Linked DNA regions of Homo sapiens: region 1 is linked to region 2. A link is an interaction called in ENCODE POLR2A ChIA-PET data of the cell type or tissue named here. Cell type or tissue: Caco-2. All regions are shown on one strand. Each heading gives the region's core, and the rest is flanking DNA. Links, peaks and the distances in the headings are about the cores only. Region 1 overlaps LINC01356 (long intergenic non-protein coding RNA 1356). Region 2 overlaps LRIG2-DT (LRIG2 divergent transcript).

The links. Peaks named below come from ENCODE experiments on the same cell type or tissue, not always from the same donor. Only the 100,000 strongest peaks of a DNase experiment are listed, where the experiment ranks them.
Region 1: POLR2A ChIA-PET joins it to region 2 with 6 read pairs; 6 of 35 experiments call an interaction of 5 or more read pairs at or near these places.

What each region holds. Positions count from the first base shown.
Region 1 is chr1:112,828,564-112,844,314 of GRCh38, forward strand. LINC01356 (long intergenic non-protein coding RNA 1356) reads right to left here. Exons shown (of 7, transcript NR_103746.1): 3 at 11,925-12,017. Among named protein-coding and RNA genes, the nearest start is that of LINC01357, 13 kb to the right of the region's middle. RefSeq lists an enhancer at 14,723-15,672. In Caco-2, for the core only: no CTCF peak of the experiment used is centred there; a DNase peak (open chromatin) is centred at 3,938.
Region 2 is chr1:113,032,588-113,048,338 of GRCh38, forward strand. All of the region lies in intron 2 of LRIG2-DT (LRIG2 divergent transcript), which reads right to left. Among named protein-coding and RNA genes, the nearest start is that of LRIG2-DT, 33 kb to the right of the region's middle. RefSeq lists enhancers at 9,132-10,051, 10,080-10,374, 10,973-11,892 and a silencer at 10,235-10,284. In Caco-2, for the core only: no CTCF peak of the experiment used is centred there; no DNase peak of the experiment used is centred there.

The DNA.
Region 1 (15,751 bases), core at 2,063-6,062, 210 kb before region 2:
TTTAGCTTATCTGGTATAAACATACAGGAAGCGTTGTCAAATATAAAATGGTGTTTAGCTTTCTTTGGTCTAAAAACAAATAAAAATAGGTGAAAACAAATAAAAATAGGTGCTAAAGGAAATTTCTCAGTAAAAAGGCACCAAGGACTATAAAGTCCACTGCTGATGTCCCCACATTTAAAACAAAAGGTCAATTTCTTAAAAATTATATACTTGGTTTAGCACATGTACCACCCCTAGAATTTCCAGTAAAACAGCACCAGCCTGAAGATCATGTTCTTACCAAAGGGTGGAAAGAAGGAAAACTCGAGTCAGCCTGGGAATGACCCTATCTTGTGCTGTTAACCACCAAGACTACTGTTCATACAGCGGAAAGGGGATGGACTCATCACACCTGAGTCAAGAAAGTGCCACCCCTCCAGAGTCATGGGCCAGAGTCCCAGGGGAAAACCCTACCAAACTAAAGCTAAGAAAAATTTAACTTCTTCATCTATTCTATTACTCTTTCTTCTTTCCTCTCTCTATTGCTGACCATCTAGTTATTAACATAACCAAGTCAATTTCATCTCAAACTATTGCATTTAATGCTTGCCTTGTTACACCCTGTGGGGACTTGCCAAGTCAAAGACAGCTCTCTACTTCAGAAAAGTACCTCTGTCCCTCCTGACTCTCCTCAGACTGGGCATTAATAAATTGGGACCATTTAATCCAGGGAGATTTCGATAAAGACCCCAGTGACAACCAGGAGTCTTGCCCCCCAATTTAGAGCTTTTATGCCGTAGTTGGTCCAACGTTCTGTGGACCACTAAACAGCAAGGATGGACTGCCCCAACCAGTTTTTGTAATTTCCTAAAACCATACATTCATTTTACTAGAGGATCATAGAAGTTAAAGACTTAAAATGAACTTTGGCAATTAAGACAGGATATCAAGATGCAAATGCCTGGTTGGAATGGATCAAATATTCTGTCCACACATTAAACAAAAGTGATTGTTATGCTTGTGCATGTGGCAGGCCAGAGGCCCTGATTGTCCGCTTTCCACTAAGGTGGTCCTCCAGTAGACCAGGCATGGGCTGCATGGTAGCTCTTTTCCAGGATTCTACAGCCTGGAGTAATAAGTCATGCCAAGCTCTCTCTGCTATATCCTGAAGTCCGGCACCCTGTGGGTCAGCCACCAAGGGCCATCCAGCTTCCCTCTCCCAAAACTAAGTTCGCTTCATGTCTCTCATGACAGGGAGGAAACTTAGTGTTCCTTGGAGACCTGAAGGGATGCAGTGAGCTTAAGAATTTTCAAGAGCTTATGTATCAATCAGCCCTTGTTCATCCCCAAGCGGATGTGTGGTGGTATTGTGGTGGACCTTTACTAGGCACTCTGCCAAATAACTGGAGTGGCACTTATGCTTTAGTCCAGTTGGCTATCCCTTTCACCCTGGCATTTCATCAACCAGAGGGAGGAAAAATAAGACATCATAAAGTGAGAGAAGCCCCTTATGGGTCTTTCTACTCTCACATCTATTAAGACTCAATTGGAGTCCCATGGGGAATACCAGAACAATTTAAAGCCCAAAATCAAATAGCTGCAGGATTTGAGTCAATATTTTGGTGAGTGACAGTTAATAAAAATGTAGATTAGATAAACTACATCTATTATAACCAACAGCGACGATATTTTCATGAGTTAAAAGAAAAACGCATGTCGGCCCCAGCCCTGGGGCTACCTGACCTGACAAAACCTTTTACACAATATGTATTAGAGAGAGAGGAAAAAAAATGGCGGTTAGAGTTTTGACCCAGACTGTGGGGCCCTGGCCGAGACCGGTGGCCTACATCTCTAAACAACTAGAAGGGGTTTCTAAGAGTTGGCCCCCATGTTTGAGGGCCTTGGCAGCAACACCCCTGCTAGCACAAGAAGTGGATAAGCTAACTCTTAGGCAAAACCTAAACATAAAGTCTCCCCCATGCTTTAATAAATACCAAAAGACATCATTGGCTAACGAATGCTAGACTAACTAGATACCAAAGCTTGCTCTGTGAAAATTCCCGCATAATCATTGAAGTTTGCAACACCCTGAACCCCGCCACCTTGCTCCCGGTATCAGAGAGCCCAGTTGAACATAACTGTGTAAAAGGTGTTGGACTCAGTTTATTTCTGCAGGCCCAACCTCCGAGACCATCCTTGAACATCAGTAGACTGGGAGCTGTATGTGGACAGGAGCAGCTTCGCCAACCCTCGCAAAGTGACTCTGAAGAAGACCACAAGCCCTGCTCCAGTCACACCCAGAAGCTGACTGGTCCACGCATGGCCGAAGCATGAGGAAACTCATCGCAGGACTCATTTTCCTTAAAATTTGGACTTGTACAGTAAGGACTTCGACTGGCCTTCCTCAGACTGAGCACTGTTCCCAGTATATACATCAAGTCACTGAGGTAGGACAAAAGGTTGCTATAGTCCCATTATTTTATGGTTATTATAAGTGTACGGGGACTCTAAAAGGAACTGATTTATATAATGCTATACAAGGTATGTAGCCCAGGAACTGACCAGCCTGATGTGTGCTATAATCCATCTGAGCTCCCTATGACTACCATTTTTAAAATAAGTTAAAGACTGGCAACTTCTGGGTTCTGAAAAACCTCAATTATTAGACAATACTGTATAGCAAGGGTGAGGACGGACTTCACCCTTCCTATGGGAAGACTCAGCTGCCTTGGGCAAAAACTGTATAATAGTACTACAAAAACAGCCACTTAGTGGAGTTCAAACCACACTGAAAAAAATCTGTTTAGTAAATTTCCAAAGTTGCAAACCATGTGGACCCACCTGGCATCCCACCGGGACTGGACAGCCCCCACTGGATTATACCGGATATGTGGGCATAGAGCCTATGCCAAGTTACCTGACCAATGGGCAGGTAGTTGTGTTATTGACACCATTAAACCATCCTTTTTCCTACTGCCCATAAAAACAGGTGAGCTCCTGGGCTTCCCTGTCTATGCTTCCCGAGAAAAAAAAAAGCATAGCTATAGGCAACTGGAAAGATGACAAGTGGCCCCCTGAAAGAATCATACAGTATCATGGACCTGCCACTTGGGCACAGGATGGCTTGTGGGGATACCAAACCTCCATTTATATGCTCAACCAAATCATACAGTTACAAACTGCCTTACAAATAATCACTAATAAAACTGGCAGAGCTCCAACTGTTTTAGCCTGGCAAGAAACCCAGAAGAGAAATGCTATTCATAAAAATAGACTAGCCCTAGACTACTTGCTAGCAGCTGAAGGAGGGGTCTGTGGAAAGTTTAACCTGACCAATTGCTGTCTGCACATAGATGACCAAGGGCAAGTAGTTGAAGATATAGTTAAAGATATAACAAAGCTGGCACATGTGCCTGTGCAGGTGTGGCATGGGTTTAATCCTAGGTCCATGTTTGGAAAATGGTTTCCAGCACTAGGAGGATTTAAAACTCCTATATAGGAATTATAATAGTAACAGGAACCTGCTTGTTGCTTCCCTGTGTGCTGCCTTTGCTCCTTCAAGTAATGAAAAGTTTTGTCACTACCTTAGTCCATCAAAATACTTCAGCACAATTGTACTATATGAATCACTATTAATCTATCTTGCAAGAAGACATGGGTAGTGAGGATGAAAGTGAAAACTCCCATTAATGAGTGAGGTTCTCAAAGCGGGGGAATAAGGGAGGAGACCACACCTCACATTGTCTTATGCCCAATTTCTGCCTCCAAAGAAAGGAGAAGTAAAAACTAAAAGGCAGAAACGAAATCCACAGGCAGACAGCCCGTTGCCGCACCCTGGGCCTGGTTAAAGATCGACCCCTGACCTAACCGGTTATGTTATCTATAGATTCCAGACATTGTATGGAAAAGCATTGTGAAAATCCCTGTCCTGTTCTGTTCCATTCTAATTATCGGTGCATGCAACCCCCAGTCCCGTACCCACTGCTTGCTCAATCAATCACAACCCTCTCACATGGACCTTCCCCCTTAAAGTTGTAAGCCCTTAAAAAGGACAGGAATTCCTCACTTGGGGAGCTCGGCTTTTGAGACACAAGTCTGCCAAAGTTCCCAGCTGAATAAAGCTCCTTCCTTCTTTAACCCAGTGTCTGAGGAGTTTTGTCTGCGGCTCATCCTGCTACAAAAGAATCTGGGGGTAGTCCACAGAGTATAGTGAAAGCAAGTTTATTAAGAAAGCAAAGGAATGAAAGAATGGCTACTCAATGGGCAGAGCAGGGAGTTCCCAGAAGCAAGAGGAGGAAGGTGCCCACCTTAGGTCCAATGCTTGTTTATATATGAAATAACAAAGCAAATAATCATGGGGGAGATGTGCTCTACTACGCAGGCTTTTGACAAAGGATTGTGTAACTACTTTGTATAACTACTGTCTTCCACAAGAACCTATATTATTATCTTTATTTATTAATTTTTGAGACGGAGTCTCCCTCTGTTGCCCAGACCGGACAGTGCAGTGACATGATCTTGGCCCACTGCAATCTGCAACTCCCAGGTTCAAGTGATTCTCCTGCCTCAGCCTCCCAAGAAGCCAGGATTACAGGCATGTGCCACCACGCCAGGCTAATTTTTGTACTTTTAGTGGAGACAGGGTTTCACCATGTTAGCCAGGCTGGTTTCAAACTCCTGACCTCAGGTGATGCACCCGCCTCGGCCTCCCAAAGTGTTGGGATTACAGGCATGAGCCACTGTGCCTGGCCTAATATGGCATTTCTTTTCTTTTTCTTTTTTGAGATGGAGTCTTGCTCTTGTCGCCCAGACTGGAGTGCAATGGCACGATCTTGGCTCACTGCAACCTCTGCCTCCGGGTTCATGCGATTTTCCTGCCTCAGCCTCCCGAGTAGCTGGGATTACAGGCACCCACCACCACGCCCGGCTAATTTTTGTATTTTTAATAGAGACAGGGTTTCGCCATGTTGGCCAGGCTGGTCTCGAACTCCTGAGAAGCTGCAGGTGTTAGGAACTTGTTTGTTCACTGTTACTTCTCTCCTATCCAGAAGTGAGGCATATAGAACTTGTTCCAAAAAATAGTTTGGATGAATGAATGAATAAAAGGTTAATCCTATATCTATTGCTTCAATCAGAAAACTTATTTCCTTATAATTTACTGTTGTGTCTTTCCTTACTAGAAGGTAAAATCTATGAAATACAGACAGCTGGGTTTTGCTCCTTGCTGAATCCTCAATGCCTAGAACAGTGCTTAGCACTGGCACATGCTGTCATAATATCCACTGAATGACTATGTGGAAAGGTAGGCTTTCTCTTTTGGCCAACATCAGCATCTTTTTTGTGACATCAATGTATTTCAGATGTTTAGCTCAGTAAGATAATGGTTGAGAATAACCACAATACTGTGAGTGGCTGACAGCTGAACACTCTGGCTCCCTGAGGTAAATACTCACTTGCAGCTGAATGGTGATCAGAAGGGAACCACAGGAATGCTGTCTCCAAGAGCACTGCCTGCAAGAAGGAGGCACTGGTGGCCGGCACAGGTGGCCTGTGGATGCTACACTTCACAGCTTTGGTCCAGCACCAGCAAAATAGTGAGGCAAGACCATTGTGTTCTTGAGTTCCGTGTTATACTCACCTCTCTTTCACCAGAATGCAACTCTTGGAGAAGCAGAAAAAGTAATGTGCTTGTAATAACCATTCACGTCTTTATAGGAGTCAAGTGTCTCTAGCTAGAACCCTTTTATTTCACATCTATTCACTTTTCTTCTTTTATTATTAGTGACAAGGTAACAATCATATTCACATCAAGGAAAACTAGAATATGGAAAAAAATCATCTCAAGTATGTTTAGAATTTTGTGTGTATTTCCATCGCCCTTTATTTCTGAAAGTATATTATATATACAGAATTCACCTAGTTTGTAGTTTGTGTTCTGCATTTTTTTTTCTTTTTTCTTTTTTTTTTTTTTTTTTTCAGATGGAGTCTCGCTCTGCCGCCCAGGCTGGAGAGCAGTGGTGTGATCTCGCTTCACTGCAACCTCCGCCTCCCAGGTTCAATCGATTCTCCTGCCTCAGCCTCTCGAGTAGCTGGGATTACAGGCACGTGCCACCATGCCCAGCTAATTTTTTGTATTTTTAGTAGAGACGGGGTTTCACCATGTTAGCCAGGATGGTCTCGATCTCCTAATATCATGATCCACCCATCTCGGCCTCCCAAAGTGCTGGGATTACAGGCGTGAGCCACCGTGCCTGGCAGATGTTCTGCTTTTTTCATTTAACATTGTTTTATGCTTACAAGTATCTTTCCAGCTGGGCATGGTGGCTCACACCTGTAATCCCAACACTTTGGGAGGCCAAGGCCGGCAGATCACCTGAGGTCAGGCATTTGAGACCAGCCTGGCCAACATGGCAAAACTCCGTCTCTATTAAAAATACAAAAATTAGCAGGGCATGGTGGTGCACACCTGTAATCCCAGCTACTTGAGAGGCTGAGGCAGGAGAATCGCTTGAACCCAGGAGGTGGAGGTTGCAGTGAGCTGAGATCGCACCACTCACTGCACCCCAGCCTGGATGACAGGGCGAGACTCTGTCTCAAAAAAAGAAAAAAAAAAGTATCTTTCCATGCAATTAGACTTCATAACCACTTATTTAAATGCACTGCCATGCATTTAAGGATTTGATTTTTTTTTTTTCTTTTTCTTTGAAACGGAGTTTCGCTCTTGCTGCCCAGGCTGGAGTGCAATGGTGCAATCTCAGCTCACCACAACCTTCACCTCCGGAGTTCAAGTGATTCTCCTGCCTTAGCCTCCCGAGTAGCTGGCATGCACCACCACGCCCGGCTAATTTTGTATTTTTAGTAGAGGCGGGGTTTCTCCATGTTGGTCAGGCTGGTCTTGAACCCCTGACCTCAGGTAATCCACCTGCCTCGACCTCCCAAGTCCTGGGATTACAGGTGTGAGCCACCGCACCTGGCCTATTTTTTATTTTTTTGAGACAGGGTCTCGCTCTGTCACCCAGGCTGGAGTGCAGTGGCACAATCTTGGCTCACTGAAGCCTCGATCTCCTGGGCTCAAGCTATCCTCCTGCCTTAGCCTCCCATGTAGTTGTGCCTATAGGTCTGTGCCACCTCACCCGACTAATTTTTGTATTTTTTGTAGAGATGGGGTTTTGCCACATTGCCCAGGCTGGTCTCAAACTCCTGGGCTCCCTTGGCCTCCGAAACTGCTGGGATTACAGGTGTGAGCCACTGCGCCTGACCTACGATTTTCAACTATATTATTCATTTCACTGTCAGATAAGCCCGAAAAAGTCACTCAAAGAGTTTGAAAGACAAAAACTCAAGGTACTTAATATCTTTAAGACCTTGTTAAATATCAGGTTTGAAAAACGAAAGTTCACAAAATTATACAGATGACAAGTACATGAAAAAATGATCAACATCATTAGTCATCAGGGAAATGTAAATTAAAACCACACTGCCAACTGACTAAAATGATAAAGTTAAAAAGACTGACAATATCAGGCCGGGCACAGTGGCTCATGCCTGTAATCCCAGGACTTTGGGAGGCCGAGCGGGTGGATCACCCAAGGTCCGGAGTTCATGACCAGCCTGACCAACATGGTGAAACCCCGTCTCTACTAAAAATACAAAAATCAGCTGGGCATGGTGGTGCGCGCCTGTAATCCCAGCTACTTGGGAGGCTGAGGCAGGAGAATCACATGAACCCGGGAGGTGGAGGTTGCAGTGAGCCGAGATCACGCCATTGCACTCCAGCCTGGGCAACAAACAGCGAAACTCCATCTAAAAAAAAAAAAAAAAAAAAAAATGACTGACAATATAAACTGCTGACAAGGATGCAGAATACCTAGAATTCTCACACATTGCTAATGGAATTACAAAATTATAGCCACTTAAAGAATAGTTTGGTAGTTTCATATAAAGTTAAACATGCATTTGCCATATGACCAGCAATCCCGATCCTAGCCATTTACACAAGAGAAATGAAACCATATGTCTATAAAAAGATCTCTATGTGAATGTTTATAGCAGCTTTATTCATGATAAACAAAAGATGAGATAACTCAAATGTTCATCAACAGGTGACTGGATATACAAATTACAATTCATCCATACAAAGGAATACAATTCAGTAATAAAAAGCAATGAACTGCTGATAAATGCAACCACACAGATGAATCCTAAAACATGATGCTATGTGAAAGCAGCCAGACACAGAGGGCTACTCTGAACTGTTTTTACTCACAACACTTCTGACAACCGGTTCTCCAGCTCTCCAAACACCAAGTGGGTGTCACTACAATTCAGTTCAGTTCTGCCACTAACGACCCAGAGTTCGTGTCAGACTGCAAAGCCTTAAAGGCTCAGTCCCACAAGACTACTTTCACTGTAGATGGTATTTTCAAGTACCAGGCTGCCACTTGTGCTTCTAAGGTCAACTGGCTATAAATTGGGGGTTCCTGTGACCCTGATCCAGTGATTGTGCTACTTGTCAAGTTCAATAATTTGCTAAAACAGCTCATAAAACTCAGAAAAACACTTTACATTTACTGGTGGGTTTGTTGTTGTTGTTGTTGTTGTTGTTGTTGTTGTTTGAGACAGAGTCTTGCCCTGTCTCCCAAGCCGGAGTGCAGTGGCATGATCACAGCTCACTGTAACCTTGAATGCCTGGGCTCAAGAGATCTTGCCTCAGCCCCCTCAGTAGGCTGGCTAATTTATTACAAACATTTTTTTGTAGAGAAGGGACATGTACTCGTTTATTATACAGCATACAACTCAGGAACAGCCAGATGAAGAGATGCATAGGGCAAGGTATGGGGAAGGAGCATCCGTGCTCTCTCTGGGCATACTACCCTCCTGGTACCTCGATGTGTTCACCAACCCAGAAGCTCTCCAATTCTTATTGTTCAGGGGTTGGTTTGTTTGTTCGTTTTTGAGACGGAGTCTTGTTCTGTTGCCCAGACTAGAATGCAGTGGTCCCCCCATCTTGGCTGATTGCAACTTCCACCTCCTGGGTTCAAGCAATTCTCCTGCCTCAGTCCCCTGAGCAGCTGGGATTACAGGCGTGGGCCAACATGCCTGGCTAATTTTTGTATTTTTAGTACAGATGGGGTTTCACCATGTTGGCCAGGCTGGTCTCAAACTCCTGGCGTCAAGTGACCTGCCTGCCTCGGCCTCCCAAGTGCTGGGATTACAGGTGTGAGCTACTGTACCCAGACTTTTCAGGGGTTTTTGTTTGTTTGCTTTTTGAGGCAGAGTTTCACTCTATTGCCCAGGCTGGAGTGCAGTGGCATGATTTCAGGTCACTGCAACCTCCGCCTCCCGGGTTCAAGTGGTTCTCCTGCCTCAGTCTCCCAAGCAGCTGGGACTACAGGCACGCACCACGATGCTGGGCTATTTTTTTATTTTTAGTAGAAACAGGGTTTCGTCATGTTAGCCAGGCTGGTCTCGAACTCCTGGGCTCAGGTGATCCGCCCGCCTCGCCCTCCCAAAGTGCTGGGATTACAGGCACTGCGCCTGGCCCCTGTTCAGGGGTTTTAATGGAGGTTTTATTACATGGGCAAAATTGATTAAAACATTGGCCTTGGTGATTGACCTCAACATCCAGCCCCTTTCCCCTCCCCAGGGTTCAGGAGGTGAAGCTGAACATTCCCATTCCACTCCTGGGTCTTTCTGGAAACCAGCCCCCTCTGCCTCCTGGGTTCAAGAGATTCTCCTGCCTCACCCTCCCAAGTAGCTGGGATTACAAGCGCCTGACACCACGTCCGGCTAATTTTTGTATTTTTAGTAGAGACGGGGTTTCGCCATGTTGGCCAGGATGTCTCAAATTCCTGACCTGAGGTGATTCACCTGCCTCAGCCTCCCAAAGTGCTGGGATTACAGGCATGAGCCACCACGCCTAGCCTTTTTTTTTTTTTTTTTTTTTTTTTTTTTTTTGTTGAGATGGAGTTTCACTCTTGTCTCCCAGGCTGGAGTGCAGTGGTGCAATCTCGGCTCACTGCACCCTCCGCTTCCTGGGTTCAAGCGATTCTCCTGCCTCAGTCTCCCGAGTAGCTGGGATTACAGGCACCCGCCACTGTGCCTGGCTAACTCTTGTATTTTTAGTAGAGATGAGGTTTCACTGTGTTGGCCAGGCTGGTCTCAAACTCCTTGACCTCAGGTGATCCACGCACTTCAGCCTCCCAAAGTGCTGGGATTACAGGTGTGAGCCACTGCGCCCAGCCAATTTTTTGTTTTTTTAATTGGCAAATAAAAATTGTATATATTGGCCAGGCGCAGTGGCTCACATTTATAATCCCAGCACTTTGGGAGGCCGAGGCAGGCGGATCACGAGGTCAGGAGTTTGAGACCAGCCTGGCCAACAAAGTGAACCCTGTCTCTACTAAAAATACAAAAATTAGCCAGGCATGGTGGCGCGTGCCTGTAGTCCCAGCTACTTGGGAGGCTGCAGCAGGAGAATCGCTTGAACCTGGGAGACGGAGGTTGCGGTGAGCCGAAATCATACCACTGCACTCCAGCCTGGGTGACAGAGTGAGACTCCATCTCAAAAATAAAAACAAAAAAAAACTGTACGTATTTATGGGGTATGTTTTGATATACGTATACATGGTGGAATGGCTAAATCAAGCTAATAAACATATGCATTACCTCACATACTTTTATTACTTTGGGGTGAGAACATTTATAATCTATTCTCTTGGCAATTCTCAAGTATATGTTTTTATTAACTATAGTCGCCATGTTATACAACAGATCACTTAAACTTATTCTTCCTAGCCGAAATGTATCCTGGCTGGGCGCGGTGGCTCACGCCTGTAATCCCAGCACTTTATGAGGCCGAGGCGGGTGGATCACGAGGTCAGGAGTTCAAGACCAGCCTGGCCAAGATGGTAAAACCCCATCTCTACTAAAACTACAAAAATTAGCCAGGTGTGGTGGCAGGTGCATGTAATCCCAGCTACTCAGGAGGCTGAGGCAGGAGAATCACTTGAACCCAGGTGGCAGAGGTTGCAGTGAGCTGAGATCACGCCACTGCACTCCAGAGCAACAGAGTGAGAATCCAACTCAAAAAAAAAAAAAAAATGAAATGTATCCTTTGACCAACATCTCCCCATTCTCCCCTTCTTCACCCTCAGTGCTTGATCATCACTATTCTCTATTTCTATGAGTTGTACTTTTGTAGATTCTACATATAAGTGAGATCATGTAGTATTTGTGTTTCTTTGCCTGGCTTATTTTACTTCACACAATGTCCTCCAGGTTCATCCACGTTGTCACAAATGACAGGATTTCCTTTTTTTTTTTTTTTTGAGGCACAGTCTCAGTCTGTCGCCCAGGCTGGAGTGCAGTGGGGTGATCTCAGCTTACTGCAACCTCCGCCTCCCAGGTTCACGCCATTCTCCTACCTCAGCTTCCCGAGTAGCTGGGATTGCAGGTGCCTGTCTATGCCACCATACCTGTCTAATTTTTGTATTTTTAGTAGAGATGGGGTTTCATCGTGTTAGCCAGGATGGTCTAGATCTCCTGACCTGGTGATCCACCCGCCTTGGCCTCCCAAAGTGCAGGATTTCCATTTTTTAAGGCAAAATAGTATTCCACTGTGTATACATATCACTAGATACGATTTTTGATCTGTTTTGTGCTGAATACTTCCATAAGCTTCTTGTGTCCTTACTTTAACATTCCTTCATCATTCATTCAGTGTTCAAATTATTGAAAATGCATTATTGAATGCTTTCTGTCCTTGACTTTTTTCTGGATTTTCTTCCTGTCATGCAGGCCAATTACTCCTTTCTATTTTGATTCAGTGACTCCATTTCTTCTGCCTCCTCTGTCTTAACAAAGGTTGGCAAGTGACCAAAAACATAACTTGACCTGACTTGAATAAAAAGAAAATGTAGGCCAGGTACAGTGGCTCATACCTGTAATCCCAGCACTTTAGGAGGCCAAAGCAGGAGAATCATTTGAGACCAGGAGTTCAAGACCAGCCTGGGCAACACAGTCAGATACTGCTTCTACAAAAAAAAAAAAAAATCAAAAAATTAGCCAGGTATGGTGGCATGCCTGCAGTGCCAGCTGCTCAGGAGGCTGAGATGGGAGGGTGGCTTAAGCTTAGGAAGTTGAGGTGGGAGGGTGGCTTGAGCTCAGGAAGTTGAGGTGGGAGGGTGGCTTGAGCTCAGGAAGTTGTGGCTGCAGTAAGCTGTGATCATGCCACAGCATTCCAGCCTGGGCAACAGAGTGAGACCTTGTCTCAAAAGGAAAAAGAAAATGCTTTTGGCTCATGTGACTGAGAAATCTAAAGTGGGGTTCTGGTTTTAGGCACAGTTGAATGCAAGAACCAAATAATATTGGTTCTACTTTCTTCTGTGTTGGTTCCGCTTTCAGACATGCCCTCAATTCACTGGTGCAAGAATTGCTAGTAACTTCAACTTTACACACTCTCCTATAACAATTCTAGCTTCTTTCCAGGCAACAGAATTCCAAGAATGAACATGCTGGGAATATAATTAGCTTTGAGTAAGTACTTGGTTCACTCAAGGCTAATCACTGTGTAAGCTTTGATTGGCGGGATCTAATTTGCATGCTTACTCCTGAAGCCTGGGGTCTAGTGGATAGAATGTAAAGCCAACGTTTTAAAGTGCTACAAAGGGTCTACATAATTTGCCCTGACTTCATCTCCTACATTTATCCCTCCTGGATCATACTATTCCAACTACAATGGCCTTCTTACTATTGTTAGAGGATGTCAAGTGTGTTCTTTAGGGTTTCTCAACCCTAAAGGAGTTAGGTGTGCCTGGAGTGTTTGTTTACTCAGGTATCACTTCAAATCAAATGTTTACATTATCAGGGAGGCTTTTCAGGGCCATCCTGGATCAAATGTCAACCTCTGACTTCGCACTCCTTACCTTGCTTTATCTTTCTCCCTAGCGCCTATCTAAAAGATTATCTAAATAAGAGTAAACACTCATATAGTGCTTTCTATGAGGCAGGAATTAGATTAAGCACTTTAGTTGATTAACGAATTTAATACTTTCAACAACCGTATAAAAAAAGTACTATTATTTTTTTTAAGAGTAGGGGAGGCTGGGCGCGGTGGCTCACGCCTGTAATCTCAGCACTTTGGGAGGCTGAGGCGGGCAGATCATAAGGTCAGGAGTTTGAGACCAGCCTGGCCAACATGGTAAAACCCTGTCTCTACTAAAACTACAAAAATTAGCTGGGCGTGGTGGCAGGCGCCTGTAATCCCAGCTACTCGGGAGGCTGAGGCAGGAGAATCGCTTGAACCCAGGAGGCGGAGGTTGCAGTGAGCTGAGATCACGCCACTGCACTCCAGCCTGGGGGAGAGGACGAGACGTCGTCTCAAAAAAAAAAAAAAAAGGGGTAGGGGAAATTGAGGAACAGAAAGGCTAAGCAGCTTGCTCAGGATGTGGTGGAGCAGAAATTCAAACCTAATCAGAATGTCTCCCAAGTCTGTGCTCTTTAGCACTAGGCTATGTTTCCTCTTATTCTCAGTCTCCCTCCACAAAAAAAAATATGGTGCATTAAAGGAGGAACTTTTTTTTTTTGAGATGGAGTTTCGCTCTTGTTGCCTAAGCTGGAGTACAACGGTGCGAACTCAGCTCACTGCAACCTCTGCCTCAGCCCCCCGAGTAGCTGGGATTACAGGTGTGTGCCACCATTCCAGGCTAATTTTTTGTATTTTTAGTAGAAACGGGTTTTCACCATGTTAGCTAGGCTGGTCTTGAACTCCTGACCTCAGGTGATCCACCTGCCTCAGCCTCCCAAAGTGCTGGGATTACAGGCGTGAACCACTGTGCCTGGCCTAAAGCAGAAACCTTTTTTTTTTGTTTGTTTGAGACGGAGTCTCTGTTGCCCAGGCTGGAGTGCAGTGGCACAATCTCGGCTCACTGCAAGCTCTGCCTCCCGGTTTCACACCATTCTCCTGCCTCAGCCTCCTAGGTAGCTGGGACTACAGGTGCCCGCCACCACACCTGGCTTATTTTTTATATTTTTAGTAGAGATGGGGTTTCACCGTGTTAGCCAGGATGGTCTCGATCTCCTGACCTCGTGATCTGCCCACCTCAGCTTCCCAAAGTGCTGGGATTACAGGCATGAGTCACCGTGTCCGGCCCTTTTTTTTTTTCCCCCCAGCACTTAGGAAGGCTGAGGTGGGTAAATCACCTGAGGTCAGGAGTTTGAGACCAGCCTAGCCAACATGGGGAAACCCCGTCTCTACTAAAAATACAAAAATTAGCCGGGCGTGGTGGCGCATGTCTGTAGTCCCAGCTACTCAGGAAGCTGAGGCAGGAGAATCACTTGAACCCAGGAGGTGGAGATTGCAGTGAGCCCAGATCGTGCCATTGCACCCCAGCCTGGTGACAGAGTGAGACTCCGTCTCAAAACAAAAACAAAAACATGCATCTCACACATGACCTTCTAAATCAATACTCTACACCCAGATCACATCTGTTTCAGTGGCATCATTACCATTTATGTGATGATTCGATCACCAGCTCAAATCACTGGCCAAACAAGAAGCTGGGAGCCATCCTTCTCTCATTTGCCTTCATGCCCCATATCTGACCAACATGAATAGCTCTTGAACCTATCCTCCTCTCCACTCTCACAACCACTACACCTGAGATCAGGTCGCCATTTCCTATAGTTTAATGTAACAGCTTCCTAGTTCATTTCCCTGTCTTCCACCTTTCTGTCTTCCCCTGATTATTTTGATTATTCATCAGAATGAGTAAGATTACGCCATGAAGTTCTTAGAAATACAATTTTCCACCCATTGCCACTCACTCATTGATGGAGCAGACAAACAGAGGTAATCAAAAGTCCTTGAGAGAATAAGCATCTTCCATTTCCCCTGCAAGAGTTATGATCCGTGTAGAAGCCATTTCAAAGTTTCCCCAATCTGGGGCCGGGCGCGGTAGCTCACACCTGTAATCCTAGCACTTTGGGAGACCGAGGCAGGCGAGTCACTTGAGGCCAGGAGTTGAGACCCGTCTGGCCAACATAGCAAAACCCCGTCTCTACTACAAATACAAAAAAGTAGCTGGGTGTGGTGGCATGCGCCTGTAATCCTGGCTACTTGGGAGGCTGAAGCAGGAGAATCCCTTGAACCCGGGAGGCGGAGGTTTTAGTGAGCCGAGATCATGCTGTTATACTTCAACCTGAGCAACAGAGTGAGACACTGTCTCAAAAAAAAAAACCAAAAAAAATTAAAAAAAATAAAAGCATATGAAACTGACAGTAGCTGGGTACAGTGGCTCACACCTGTAATTCCAGCACTTTGAGAGACCGAGACGGGCAGATTACCTGAGGTCAGGAATTGGAGACCAGCCTGGCCAACATGGTGAAACCCTGTCTCTACTAAAAATACAAAAATTAGCGGGGTATGGTGGCGGGCAGCTGTAATCCCAGCACTTTGGGAGGCCGAGGCAGGTGGATCACAAGGTCAGGAGATTGAGACTATCCTGGCTAACACGGTGAAACCTCGTCTTTACTAAAAATACAAAAAATTAGCCAGGCGTGGTGGCGGTCCCCTGTAGTCCCAGCTACTCCGGAGGCTGAGGCAGGAGAATGGCGTGAACCCGGGAGGGCGGAGCTTGCAGTGAGCCAAGATCGCGCCACTGCACTACAGCCTGGGCAACAGAGCGAGACTTTGTCTCCAAAAAAAAATAAAAGAGTGAAACTCCATCCCCCGCCCAAAAAAAATTATTACGTAATTGTTGCGCCTCCT
Region 2 (15,751 bases), core at 4,749-8,748:
GAGACAGAGTTTCTTTCTTGTCGCCCAGGCTGGAGTGCAATGGCATGATCTCAGCTCTCTGCAACCTCCGCATCCTGGGTTCAAGTGATTCTCCTGCCTTAGCCTCCCAAGTAGCTGGGATTACAGGCGCCTGCCACCATGCTTGGCCAATTTTTTGTATTTTTAGTAGAGACGGGGTTTCACCATGTTGGCCAGGCTGGTCTCAAACTCCTGACCTTAGGTGATCCACCCACCTCGGCCTCCCAAGGTGCTGGGATTACAGGCGTGAGCCACCGAGCCTGGCCCTTTTTTTTTTTTTAACTTATCCTATCTCATATATAACAATCCAAGAAATATTAATAGCTATCAGTTAGAATGTGTTTTAAAAAACACTTCCGCTGGCCCAGTGGCTCACGCCTGTAATCCTAGCACTTTGAGAGGCCGAGGTGGGCAGATCATGAGGTCAGGAGTTCCAGACCAGCATGGCCATCATGGTGAAACCCAGTCTCTACTAAAATACAAAAATTAGCTGCGTATGATGTCAGGTGCCTGTACTCCCAGCTACTCGGGAGGCTGAGACAGGAGAATCACTTGAACCTGGGAGATAGTGGCTGCAGTGAGCCAAGATTGCGCCATTGGACTCCAGCCTGGGTGACAGAGCAAGACTCCATCTCAAAAAAAAAAAAAAAAAAAAGAAAAGGAAACATAGGCTGGGCACGGTGGCTCACGCCTGTAATCCCAATACTTTGGGAGGCTGAGGCGGGTGGATCACCTGAGGTCGGGAGTTGGAGACCAGCCTGGCCAACACAGTGAAATCCCATTTCTACTAAAAATACAAAAATTAGCTGGGCATGGTGGCGCACACCTGTAATCTCAGCTACTCGGGAGGCTGATGCAGGAGAATCACTTGAACCCAGGAGGTAGAGGTTGCAGTGACTTGTGATCACGCCACTGCACTCCAGCCTAGGTGACTGAGGGAGACTCCCTCTAATAAAAAAAAAAAAGGATTTAATAAACAAATGAGAAGTGATAGGAGATTTTAGCAGATACCTATTCTGCTCTGCTGTGGTGGAGCCTAGCCTTAGGACATGAGACACTACTCTATAAGCCTAGGACCCCGACTCTGGCTGTGGCTGTGGATGCTTCTGAACAGTGCTAAGTGGAAGCCCATGAAAGAACAGACTGTTCTCAAGGCCCATGGAGGAAAAGATGTTACAAGCCATCCCTCCAGATTCCTGGACAAGCTCTGAGTCCCTGCCCAGAAACCAAAAGGTAAGTATAAGTGGGCCAAATGCAAGAACTCCAGGTTTTCAGTCTTTACCACTGACCAACAAAATGACCGGATTTTTTTTTTTTTTTTTTTTTGAGATGGAGTCTCACTCTGTCACCCAGGCTGGAGTGCAGTGGCATGATCTTGGCTCACTGCAACCTCTGCCTCCCAGGTTCAAGCAATCTCCTGCCTCAGCCTCCGGAGTAGCTGGGATTACAGGCATCTGCCACCACGCCTGGCTAATTTTTGTATTTTTTAGTAGAGATGGAGTTTCTTTTTTTTTTTTTTTTTTTTTTTTTAGACGGAGTCTAGCTCTGTCACCAGGCTGGAGTACAGTGGTGCAATCTTGGCTCGCTGCAACCTCTGCCTCCCTGGTTCAAGCGATTCTCTTGCCTCAGCCTCCTGAGTAGCTGGGACTACAGGCATGTGCTACCACGCCCAGATAATTTTTATATTTTTAGTAGAGACGGGGTTTCACCATATTGGCCAGGATGGTTTTGATCTCTTGACCTCGTGATCCACCCGCCTCAGCCTCCCAAAGTGCTGGGATTACAGGTGTGAGCCACCGTGCCCAGCTAAAATGACCTTTGACATCTGGCCTGACCTCTCTGTTTCTTCCTTTTTTGTTAAATGAGTACTCAAATAAACAATAATAGGGCCAGGCACGGTGGCTCACGCCTGTAATCCCAGCACTTTGGGAGGCCAAGGCGGGTGGATTACCTGAGGTCAGGAGTTCAAGACCAGCCTGGCCAACATGGTGAAACCTCGTCTCTACTAAAAATACAAAAATTAGCTGGGCATGGTGGCACATGCCTGTAATTCCAGCTACTCGGGAGGCTGAGGCAGGAGAATCGCTTGAACCTGGGAGGCGGAGGCTGCAGTGAGCCGAGATCGCGCCACTGCACTCCAGCCTGGCAACAGAGCAAGACTCTGTCTCAAAAACAACAACAACAACAACAACAACAACAAACAACATTAATAGCTTCCATGGCCAGGCACTTTTTAAGATAATTTACATAAATTTTAAAAGTAGTATTAGTAAAAAAAGAATAATATTTTAATTTATAAAACATTACTCTCATTTTATAAATTAGAAAACTCAGGCCAGGCGCAATGGCTCATGCTTGTAATCCCAACACCTTGGGAGGCCGAGGTGGGCAGATCACAAGGTCAGGAGTTCGAGACCAGCCTGACTAAACTGTTTTTAGTTTCTACTAAAAATACAAAAATTAGCCAGGCATGATATCATGCGTGCCTGTAGTCCCAGCTACTCGGGAAAAGAAAAAGAAAAAAGAGAGAAAAAAAAAGAAAACTGAGGCACAGAGAGATTCAGTACCTTGCCCAAGAGTGCCCAAGTATTTGTGTACATGACTGAGTCAGGCTGTGTGACTCCAAGGTGAGTAACCTATGCCAGTTACTGGGAATGGGCTGAAAGGGTTTGCAAAGGAAGCTGAAGACCATTCTCACCCTGCCCTGGGGGAATCATGGAATGGTGCCAAATAGAAAAGGCAAGTTTAGGCTGTTCTAGGTTTCCCCTTCCAGAAATGACGTTGGCCTAAAACCATGGTCGTCAAATGTTTTTGTTCTTATATTTTGTAAGAGACTTGAAAAACCATGTACCCCCTTGTACGTTTTAAAGTTAGCAACTGACATTTTTCATTGTAAGTTTAAAGAGCTGTAAGATAGAATTACTGGCTTTTTGTGATTAATATAATAAAACTATGAAAGCACTTTGTTTTGTTTTTTGGAGAAGGAGTCTCACTCTGTTGCCTAGGCTGGAGTGCAATGGCATGATCTCGGCTCACCGCAACCTCCGCCTCCCAGGTTCAAGCGATTCTCCTGCCTCAGCTTCCTGGCTAATTTTTGTATTTTTAGTAGAGACGGGGTTCCACCTGGCTGGCCAGGCTGGTCTTGAACTCCTGACCTCAGGCGATCTGCCCGCCTCGACCTCCCAAAGTGCTGGGATTACAGGCTTGAGTCACTGAGCCCAGCCGAAAGCACCCTTTTAAAGGAATCTACAGGAATATAAATATAGTAATTTGATATTACCATCATCAATTTAGAAAATTCATGACTACACTTTTTTTTTTAAATTTTTATCTTTATATATTTATTTGAGACAAGGTCTTGCTCTGTTGTCCAGCCTAGAGAGCAGTGGCACATCACAGCTCACTGCAGTCTCAAACTTCTGGGCTCAAGCCATCCTCCCAGCTCTCATATCACACTCTTTAATTTTACATTATTTCTTTTTTTTTTTTTTGAAATCATATTTTGAATCCATTTCTATGTAATCTTGTACTAATATAATTAGTGATTAAAAACATTTTATGGCCGGGCACAGTGACTCGTGCCTGTAATCTCAACACTTTGAGAGGCCGAGGTGGGCAGACCACCTGAGATCGGGAGTTCGAGACCAGCCTGACCAACATGGAGAAACCCCGTCTCTACTAAAAATACAAAATTAGCCGGGCATGGTGGTGCATTCCTGTAATCCCAGCTACTCGGGAGGCTGAGGCAGGAGAATCGCTTGAACCCAGGAGGCGGAGGTTGCAGTGAGCCGAGATCGTGCCATCGCACTCCAGCCTGGGGGACAAGAGTGAGACTTCGTCTCAAAAAAAAAAATTTGGAATTGTCCCTTTGATGCCTTACATGCTTTTTTCACCCCAGAGTAATGCATCATTTGTCAGGATTAGGGAAGAGTAAGAGATAAACTTTTTTTGATAAAGTGAGAAGAGGGCAATTGAGAAAATGAGATGGGAAAAGAAAATCAGGGCTGCAGATGTCCTCTGGGGCGCATCAAATTGAGGATCTAGAAATTGATTTCTTTGAAACTAACCACTGCCCTGTACTCCTTGGAAAGTATTTACATACCTACCCTAACCACTACTGGCAGCCCTAATGATCTCCATGTTAAATGTGTTTCTCCCAGCCACACCTGCCCAGAGGGAGAAACTGGGTCATGGTAGCAGTAACCAAGCAGTGCTCTTTGTTCCTTACCCCACCAGATTTACACAACCTATAACCCTCTCAGTGATCTTCTGAGTCATTCTGGAGTCTCTGGGGGTAGATTTCATATGCTCACTAATTGGTCTTCTTGGCCTCTTGGTGGTTTCTGCTCATTTCATTCATCTCCTATAGCTTGGCACAGTAGAACTGCTAGCCTCTTAGCTGCCAGAGCCAAACAGACTGTTCCATGTGAGAAAACCAACCTCCAGATTCCTGGGGCGTTTCTGGTGTAGTGACCTTCCAGAGGGAAATCTACCCCTACTCCTATCCAGTACTCTTCCCTGCCATGAGGGGATTTAGAAGGGAAAGCACTCCCTGCTGACAGTTCTTACAGGGGTTTGTGAAACAAATAATCCCATTTGGTCACCCTTTTGGTTGAGAAGTGGTGATAAATGCTCGAAGTGGTCTGAAGTGCCAGGTGCTATAAAAGAACAGAAAGGGGCCTGTGATCCCTGACTGCACTTTATATTTCAGCATTACCCACTATTTTTTCATATCCCACGACTCAAGATTCCCTCTCAAGTCTTTGCTCTTTGATCTCCTTGATGAACTCACATTCACCCTTCAAATCTCATCTCAATCCCTTCTTTCAGGATGTGTTCCCATTCCGCTAATGCCCTTGAGGGTTTTCTGCTATCTCCATGCTTTTACTACATTTTGGTTTATTTGCTCTTACTATATATTTTCTTGTTAGTCTTTGTATCCAGTTAAACTATGGGCTCCTGAGGGTGTTGGGACTCAGGAGATACCACATTTAAGTATGACTGTAGGAGACAGAAATATGCCACCCCAAAACATGCCTTTTTGGCATATTAATAATTTCCGGCTGGTTATTTTGAGAAATTGCAGACATAGGAGTAGCTTTGGAAAGTTACTCTTGTAAGAGAAATGTGCAGTTGACCCTTGAACAACATGGGTTTGAACTGCACAGGTCCACTTATACTCAGATTTTTTCTTTTTTTTGAGACAAAGTCTCACTCTGTCACCCAGGCTGGAGTGCAGTGGCACGATCTTGGCTCACTGCAACCTCCACTTCCTGGGTTCAAGCGATTATCCTGCCTCAGCCTCCTGAGTAGCTGGGATTACTGGTATGCACCACTACACTGGCTAATTTTTTTTTTTTTTGAGATGGAGTTTTGCTCTTGTCACCCAGGCTGGAGTGCAATGGCATGATCTCGGCTCACCGCAACCTCCGCCTCTTGGGTTCAAGCGATTCTTCTGCCTCAGCCTCCTGAGTAGCTGGGATTACAGGCATGTGCCACCATGCTCAGCTAATTTTGTATTTTCAGTAGAGACGGGGTTTCGCCATGTTAGCCAGGATGGTCTCGATCTCCTGACCTCGTGATCCACCCGCCTCGGCCTCCCAAAGTGCTGGGATTACAGGCGTGAGCCACCGCGCCCAACCCAGAAATGTTTTTTAAATTAAGAAAAAGTTGGGCCGGGCACGGTGGCTCACGCCAGTAATCCCAGCACTTTGGAAGGCCAAGGAGGGTGGATCATGAGGTCAGGAGAGCGAGACCATCCTGGTTAACACGGTGAAACTCCATCTCTACTAAAAAAGAAAAATACAAAAAATTAGCCAGGCATGGTGGTGGGTGCCTGTAGTCCCAGCTACTTGGGAGGCTGAGGTGGGAGAATGGCGTGAACCCGGGAGGCGGAGCTTGCAGTGAGCCGAGATCGCGCCACTGCACTCCAGCCTGGGCGACAGAGCGAGACTCCATCTCAAAAAAAAAAAAAAAGAAAAAGTTGAGTGTGTCATAAATGCATAAAATATATGTAGATACTAGTGTACTTTATTATTTACTGCCATAAAAGATATATAAATCCATTATAAAAAGTTAAAATTTATCAGAGGCCAGGCATGGTGGCTCACACCTATAATCCCAGCACTTTGGGAGGCCACCAGGCGGATCACCTGAGGTCAGGAGTTCGAGACCAGCCTGGACAACATAGTGAAACCCTGTCTCTACTAAAAATACAAAAAATTAGTCGGGCGTGGTGGCACATGCCTGTAATCCCAGCTACTTGGGAGGCTGAGGCAGGAGAATTGCTTGAACCCGGAAGGCGGAGATTGCAGTGAGCCGAGATCATGCCATTGCACTCCAGCCTGGGTAACAGAGCAAGACTCTGTCTCAAAAAAAAAAAAAAAAAAAAAAATCAAAACTTACACATAAGTACACTTACAAACACTTGCACCATTCACAGTGGAAATAAATGCAAACAAATATAGAGATGCAGTATTAAATCATAACTGCATACAATTAACTGTAGTAGGCTGGGCACAGTGGCTCACACCTATAATCCCAGCACTTTGGGAGGCTGAGGTGGGTAGATCAATTGAGGTCAGGAGTTCAAGACCAGCCTGGCCAACATGGTGAAACCCCATCTCTACTAAAGATACAAAAAACAATCAGCCGGGAATGGTGGTGCACGCCTGTAATCCCAGCTACTTGGGAGGCTGAGGCAGGAGAATCGCTTGAACCTGGCTACTCGGGAGGCTGAGGCAGGAGAATTGCTTGAACGCAGGAGGCGGAGGTTGCAGTGAGCTGAGATTGTGAACATTGCCCTCCAGCCTGGGCAACAAGAGTGAAACACTGTCTCAAAAAAAAAAAAAAGTGATCTCTCAGTTCTCACATAGTTTTCATCATGTTTAGTGCAATACCATAAACCTTGAATAACACCTTGGGACCATATGAAGTGCCATTAGTGATGCTGGAAGTGCTCCCAAGAAGCACAGAATAGTTATATCATTACAACAAAAAGTTGAATTGCTTGATATTTCCACAGATTGAGGCCTGCAGCTTGTACTTGTCTGCCATTTCGAGATAAATGAATCCAGCATAAGAACCATTAAAAAAAAAAAAAAAGGAAAGGAAATTTGTGAAACTGTCACTGCAGCTATACCAGCAGTCATGAAAACCTTGCACTTTTTGCAAACTACCTTTATATCTTGTATTGAAAATGCAACTTTTATATTGCATTTATTTTATATTTATTTTGGTGCAATATATTTATATTGGTGCGGTATTGCTATAAGAAATTCATACGTATATAGTCTAATATGATTCCAGAAAAAGCAAAGTCATTATATGACAACTTGAAGCAAAAAGAAGGTGAAATCTAAAGCGAGAGAATTTAATGCTAGCAAATGATTGTTTGGTAATTTTAGAAAGAGGTTTGGGTTTAAAAATGTCAAGATAACAAGAGAATTATTAGCTTCTGTCAACTAAGAGGCAGCAGATGATTTTCCAGACGTTATGAAAATCATTGAGGAAAAGGGATATCTACCTGAATAGGTTTTTAATGCAGATGAAAGTGCTTGATTCTGGGGAAAAAAATGACCCAAAGGACATTTATTAGTAAGGAAGAGAAGCGAGCACCAGGATTTAAGGCAGGAAGAGATAGGCTAACTCTACTGTTTGTACAAATGCAGTCAGGTTTAGATTAAGACTGCCCTTATCTGTAAAGCTGCTAACCCTCAAGCTTTGCAGGGAAAAGATAAATACCAGCTGCCAGTCTTTTAGTTGTGGAACAAGAAGGCCTGGATAATGAGAATCCTTTTCTCTGGATTGGTTCCACTGATGCTTTGTCCCTGAAGTCAGCAAGTACCTTGCCAGTAAGGGACTGCGTTTTAAAGTTCTTTTGATATTGGACAATGCCCCTGGCCACCCAGAACCTCATGAGTTCAACACCAAAGGTGTCAAAGTGGTCTATTTGCCCCCAAATATGTCTCTAATTCAGCCTCTAGATGGGGGGTTCATAAGGACCTTTAAGGCTCATTACACATGATACTCTATGGAAAGGATTGTCAACAGTATGGAAGATAACCCTGATAGGAACATCATGACAGTCTGGAAGCATTACACCATTGAAGACATCATCATTGTTACAGAAAAAGCTATGAAAGCCATCAAGCCCAAAACAATAAATTCCTGCTGGAGAAAACTGTGTCCAGATGTTGTGCATGACTTATCAGGATATATGACAGAAGCAATCAAGGAAATCATGAAAGAGATTGTGGATGTCCCAAAAAAGGTGGGAGATAAAGGGTTTCAAGATACAGATCTTGGATAAATTCAAAAGCTAATAGACACCACACCTGAGGAATTAACAGAAGATGACTTGATGGAGATAAGTGCTTCCAAACCAGAGCCAGATGAAGAGGAAGAACATGTAGAAGCAGTAGTTCTAGAAAACAAATTGACATTAGACAATCTGGCAGAAGGGTTCTGATTATTCAAGGCTGCTTTTGACTTCTTTTACAACATGAGCCCTTCTGTGATATGGACACTAAAACTAAAGAAGGATTGGTACCATATATGGAGGCTGGGAAGTCCCAAGATCAAGCTGCCAAAGAGGGCTGGTTCCTCATAAATGATGCTTTCTAAATGTGTCTCACAGTCTCCCTCCAGCTCTGTTTTTTGAGACGGAGTCTTGCTCTGACGCCCAGGCTGGAGTGCAGTGTCGCGATCTCAGCTCACTGCAACCTCCGCCTCCTGTATTCAAGCGATTCTCTTGCCTCAGCCTCCTGAATACCTGGGACTACAGGCATGCGCCACCACGCCCAGCTAATTTTTTAATATTTTTCGTAGAGATGTGGTTTCACCATGTTTGCCAGGCTGGTCTAGAACTCCTGACCCAAAGTGATCTGCCTGCCTCAGTCTCCCAAAGTGCTGGGATTACAGGCGTGAGCCACCACGCCAGGCCCCCCAGCCTCTTTTATAAGGCCACTAATCCCATTCATGGGGGCTGTAGCCTTCTGACCTAATCAATTCCTAAAGTCCCCATCTCTTGATTGGTATCACATCAGGGACTAAATTCCAACAGATGAATTTGTGGGGACATCAACATTCAGACCATAGCAGCACTTCTGTCTGTCTTGTTATCTTCTGCTGCATAAACAGAAGGGAGTAGTGCCTTTAAATCAGCCCAAGCGCCTCTGGGTATCTTGAAGATAACCAGCTCTTTCCACAGGCCTTTGTGACTCTGGAGGTTCTCAGATCTGGAGGGTGCTAAGGAGGGGACAGGTCAGAAGCCTCTGGGCATGAGTTGTTGGACACAGCCAAGGTCAGAAGAATTCTTGATTTTTAAGTAGGTAGAGCATCCATCTCTGCTGGAGGGGAAAGGAGGGGCCTTCTGTGATTCTTCTGCCAGTTGGGATGAAAGAAACAGTCAATGGAGAACCAGCCTATTATCTGAGCTCAGCCCTCTCCAAACAATGCTCTTGTTGATACATTCTCTGCTTCTTTTTCAAGGGGAGGGAACAGCTGTAGGCTGATCTATGAAATCTTCTGGCCTGGAATTGGAAGGATCTGGCCTGACTCTTCTGGGGGAGGCCATCATATCAGGATGTTATCCAAGCAAGCCCCTGGCTCAGATCTATACATTCTATTTCACTGCATTTGTGTACAGCAGTGCTGCTCAAAATGTGGTCAGTCCTCCACTGGCATCATTAAAATACCTTAGGAGTGTTAAGAATGCAAATTCTTGGGCCCCGGGAATTCCTGGGTAAGGCCCAGGAAGCTGTGGTTTAACAAGCTCGCCAGGTGATTTTTATGTTATGCTAAACTATGAAAAGTACTGCTATGTGGGATTCTCTCTCTCTCTCACACACACATACACATACACGCACACCACACAGCTACCTAAAACTCCTGCAGCTGCTAATGCCACTTGGTCATTTTCCTGTGGTTTTCCTCAGCAGGGCCCTGGGATTTGTTTTTCTCCACTGTGGACCTTGTTCATTTCCTGCTGCTTCCAAGAGGTTGGGAGAGGAAAGAGAGCAGGAATGAAGGCGGGAGGGGGAAGGGGTTAGCTAAGGCAGTGTAGCTTTCAAGAATGAAAAGGAAAAAGCTTAGTGACAGTGTTCCTTTGTGAAGAATTCAGCTTTATGTTGATGGAGCTGCAAGTCATTAGCAACCCAGGCATATGGCCCGAGTTGACCGGGTCATTCTCCGGGGCCAGATCGCCCTCTGCTGCTGACTGATAAATAACACTCTGGGACTCGAACTGCCAAGGAAAAGAGGAAGAGTCTCTGGGGCTAGGGTGGGAGGGAAAGAGGACATGACTAAGGCTAAGAGATCACAAAGTCACCAGGCTGTAGAAGAATCTTGTTAAATTCCTGTGTGCAGGAAAGGAAGAAGTAGCCAAATGAGCGGGCGTTTCTAGGACTCATTCAAGAAACAGTAGGATTCACCCAAGATCTCCACTAGCTCCTGTGATCCTAGCTCCCAGCTTAATGAGGCTCTGCAACCATTCTCCCTTTTATTCCTCACCTTTACCTCACTTGGAACATAAAGGGTGTTTAAAATGGGAAGACAGGCTGGGTGTGGTAGCTCACGCTTGTAATCCCAGCACTTTGGGAGGCCCGGGCGGGTGGATCACCTGAGGTCAGGAGTTCCAGACCAGCCTGACCAACATGGTGAAACCCCGTCACTCCTAAAAATGCAAAAATTAGCCAGGCATGGTGGCGCACGCCTGTAATCCCAGCTTTTCGGGAGACTGAGGCAGGAGAATCGTCTGAACCTGGGAGGCAGAGGTTGCAGTGAGCCAAGATCGCACCATTGTACTCCAGCCTGGGCAACAAGAGCGGAACTCCGTCTCGGAAAAAAAAAATAATTAAAAATAAAATGGGAAGACAGCCACAAAAAAGAAAAAAATGACAAAGTTTTGGTGTCGAGGCATTTAGGGGCAATTAGGCTTTTCAGAGGTTTTTGTTTGTTTTTTTGTTTTTGTTTTTTAATCTCCTTGTCTCAGACTTTCTTTGTTTCTTTTGCCTCCATGAAAGCCCTGTGTCTTTCAGTCTTTCTTCTCCTGCCAGGGAACTCTTACTCCACAGCTGTGGAGTCAGCCCTTCTCAGCCCTTCTCAGCCCTTGCCCCACTTTATTGCAGTTGGGAATGACAGTTCATGTGGGTCACTGGTGAAGAGAGCAAAGATTTGTTCACAGAATAAAAGCTCAGGCACAGCAGTTGCTCTGCCAGCCATGGGCAGTGACCCATTTCCTCCTTCTTCTTGCCTTTGTCCCTTCCCAGCTCAGACTATAGCTGGTCACTGAAGGTCTTCACCCCTCTACCACTCACCCTTGCGACTCCTGCTGGGAAGATAACTTCAGAGTCAGGTCTGGAAAATTACTTAAATCGCCCTAAGGGGCTGAGGTGGAGTAGGGGGAGGGGTGTAGGAGGTGGAGAATTGGGGGTGGAGATGAGAGTGCAGGTGGGCTGGAGATCAGTGCCATAGCCAAATTCTTCAGAATGTTTTCGTGTCAGCTCAGCACGATGGCTCATGCCTGTAATCCCAGCACTTTGGAAGGCCGAGGCAGGTGGACTACCTGAGGTCAGGAGTTCGAGACCAGCCTGACCAACATAGTGAAACCCAGTCTCTACTAAAAATACAAAAAATTTGCCGGACGTGGGGGCGGGTGCCTGTAATCCCATCTACTCGGGAGGCTGAGGCAGGAGAATCGCTTGAACCCAGGAGGTGGAGGTTGCAGTGAGCCGAGATCCCACCACTGCACTCCAGCCTGGGCTCGACAGTGCGAGACTCCATCTCAAATAATAATAATAATAATAATAATAAAACAAATAGAATGTTTTTGTGTCATGAAACACTCTAGCCTCTCCCCCAAGCACCCTCATGTATAGGGTGAGTCCATCTAAGTGAGGCCAAGCCCTTTAACCAAAACAAACATCTTTAAATAAAATTTTATTTGCTTCGTTTTTGGTCTACATGGGACCAAATATCTGAATCTACCACATTTGGATAATTTTGCCAATATTACCCCAAATATATGCTGGTTATCTGTTCGTATCACTACCTTGTGGTTATGGTACTTGAAGGACAATTTCGTCACTCCTAAGTCTTCATCGTGAGCAAGGTTTTTTGCATCTCTGGAGCAATAGTGTGCCTGAGTTGACTATAATCATGGGCGCTTTTGTTGGCAAGATGTGGGACTGGTCTCTGCACATACAGGCAGGTAGGGGGTTAAAGAGAAGAATGGTTACTAGAAGGCATGAATCACTTACATAATTTGCAGGGCTAAGTGTAGAATGAAAATTCAGGATATCTTTTATTCAAAAATTATTAAGAATTTCAAGATGATGACAGCAGAACACTAAGCATGAAGCCCCTTCTAAGACTGGGGACCTGTGTGATGGCATAGGTCACAGGCCCATGAAGCCAGCCCTGGTAGAAGGTACCCTAGGGAGGGTGTGGGCTAACAGATTCAAAGAGCAATGGGACATCCCCTTGTGTTTAGATTTTCCTCAATTTTAGTGTCATTCCCTTCTGTGATCCTCAAAACTTCTGTCAGGCTTTTTTTTCCTGGCACCTACTTGTTGGTTTTAGGTATTCTTTGGGGAGTAAAGGGTAGAGCCTGTGTCCAGGCTTGGGGAACCACATCTCGGGGAGAAAGCAACAGCAGTCAGGGAGAAGTCAGTCCCTAGATGGCATCAGGTGACCTGAGAGCTATGGAGCACAGCAAGGGTGGCAAATGTACTTGGGGAGGACACCTGCAAATGCCAGGGTCATATTGACTTTCTCCCAGTATTCCTGCCACAAACAAACAAACAATTAAGTAAAGGGAAGTCTAATAATAAGAATTAGCCTCTCAGGCCGGGCGCGGTGGCTCACACCTATAATCCTAGCACTTTGGGAGGCCCAGGCGGGTTGATTGCCTGAGCTCAGGAGTTTGAGACCCGCCTGGGCAACATGGCAAAAGCCCGTCTCTACTAAAAATACAAAAAATTAGTCGAGTGTGGTGGTGTGTGCCTGTAATCCCAGCCACTCAGGAGGCTGAAGCAGGAGAATCGCTTGAACCTGGGAGGCAGAGGTTGTAGTGAGCCAAGATTGCGCCATTGCACTCCAGCCTGTGTGACAGAGCGAGACTTTGACTCAAAAAAAAAAAAAAAAAGAATTAGCTTGTCATATTCCAGAGAAGACGATTGGAATCATTGAAATTTGTATATTAAAGAAAATGTCGGCCGGGCATGGTGGCTCATGCCTTTAATGCAGGCACTTTGGGATGCCAAGGCGGGTGGTCACGAAGTCAGGAGATCGAGACCATCCTGGCTAATACGGTGAAACCTCATCTCTACTAAAAATACAAAAAATTAGCTGGGCGTGGTGGCACGCGCCTGTAGTCCCAGCTACCTGGGAGGCTGAGGCAGGAGAATTGCTTGAACCTGGGAGGCAGAGGTTGCAGTGAGTCAAGATTGCACCACTGCACTCCAGCCTGGGTGACAGAGCAAGACTCCGTCTCAAAAAAAAAGAAAAGAAAATGTGGCTGGGGACAGTGACTCACGCCTGTAATCCCAACACTTTGGGAGGCCTAGGTGGGTGGATCGCTTGAGGTCAGGAGTTCGAGACCAGCCTGGCCAACACAGTGAAACCCTGTCTCTACTAAAAAAAAAAAAAAAACATAAAAATTAGCCTGACGTGGTGGCTCATGCCTGTAATCCCAGCTACTTGGGAGGCTGAGGCAAGAGAATGGCTTGAACCCAGGAGGCAGAGGTTGCAGTGAGCCAAGATGGCGCCACTGCACTCCATCCAGACTGGGAGACAGAACAAGACTCTGTCCCAAAAAAAAAAAAAAAAAAAAAGAGAAAATGTAACCTGATTCTGTAGTCTCAGGCTGATGAATTTTGGAACACTTAGCCGTATAATCAGGTGTCACTGGTATGGCATACTCCACAGTTTGGGATATAAATATAGTCTCATCTTTTATTTTTCCATTAATCACTTGAGAGCCCAACTGCAGTTAGTGGCAGGAGGTCCAGTATCTCCCTGGAGACCTTCCTACCAACCCTCTGAATTGTTCAAGAACAAGGGCTTCTGCCTGTCTTGTCAGGTCCTTGGGAGAGAGTGGAGGAGATGGTGTTCTCGTGTTAATTGAGGCTGAGAAAGCAGCACTGCTCACGTTTTGCTTTATTTTCTTCCTCTCCTAGGCAGAATCAGTGTTACATTTGTGGTCAGATGAGCTAACGACATCCTTCCTGACTTCTTTCTCAGAATTAGGAAACCCTGATTAGCATTTAGAACCTCATTTTCACAGACTTCACTCATTAAAACATCAAGACCTAGGTAACGCACCACTGAAATTTCATAATATGGAGGATATGTTTAAATATGTTTAAAATATGTATTTTTAACTGTGGTTAAAATATGTTTTTAAAATGTTTATGAGTCAAAATAATTAAAATTGCCATTTAACGTAAGAATTGATTGTTGCTTCTTCTTCTTCTAAGAGAGATGACAAAATTCTGTTTGGTGGGGAAATAAATCTCTATCTTATTCCCTGCTCTTCCCAGAAGCTATTGGGGGAGGCAAAAGGAAAAGAGAGCTCGAAGTGGTCCTGAGGGGTTGGATCTGGGGAAAATGCTCACAGGATAGCAGGGCACAGTCACAAAGCTAGCTCTGCAAAGAAGGCCTGGGGTTGAATAGGGGGTAGAGAAGTCAGTTGCTTGTGTAACAAAATTGAGGGGAATTGAGTTTCTGGGGAGGCCAAGGGAAAAGGAAGAGGTGCCCGAAAATGGAATTAGCAAGGAGGAGTTGGGAAAGAAATGATGGTCAGATGCACTTTTGCAGTGTTTCTGTCTCTCCACTGTAAACCTCCTCCCTCTCCAGGGTCTGATATACACACCAATACCTTTGGCTAATAACTAATAAAACAAGTAATTATGTAACATTTGCATGTACCATACTGTTCTATGTATTTTACATACATGAACTTATTTAATTGTCATAATCTTATGAAGTTGGTACTGTCATTATTCCATTTTCATAGATGAAGAAAATGAGGCACAGAGGGTGAGTAATTTGCCTATGAATACTCAGTTAATATTCTGAAGCCTCACTGGATATTAACATGCTATTATTTATTTAAATGTCAGTAATCCAATAGGTTAAAAACCATTGGTGAGAATGTAAATTACTACAACCTCTATGGAAAACAGTATGGAGATTTCTCAAAAAACTAAAAATAACTACCATTCTATCCAGTAATCCCGCTACTGGGTACCTACCCAAGGGAACATAAATCATTATATCAAAAGGACACCTGCACTCATATGATTATCTCAGCACTATTCACAATATCAAACATATGGAATCAACCTAAGTATCCATCAACCATAATTGGATAAAGAAAATGTGGTATATATACTCAACGGGATACTATTCAGCCATAAAAACAAATGAAATCATGTCTTTTGCAGCAATGTGGATGGAGCTGGAGGCCATTATCTTAAGTAAAACAACTCACACACAGAAAGTCAAATAACACATATTCTCACTTACAAGTGGGAGCTAAATAATGTGTACACCTATACATAGAGTGTGGAATGACGGAGCTTCAGAATGGTGGGAGGGGTTGAGGGTTGAGAAATTACTTAATGGGTACAATGTACACATTATTCAGGTGACAGATACACTAAAAGCCCAGACTTTGGCCGGGCGCAGTGGCTCACCCCTGTAATCCCAGCACTTTGGGAGGCCAAGG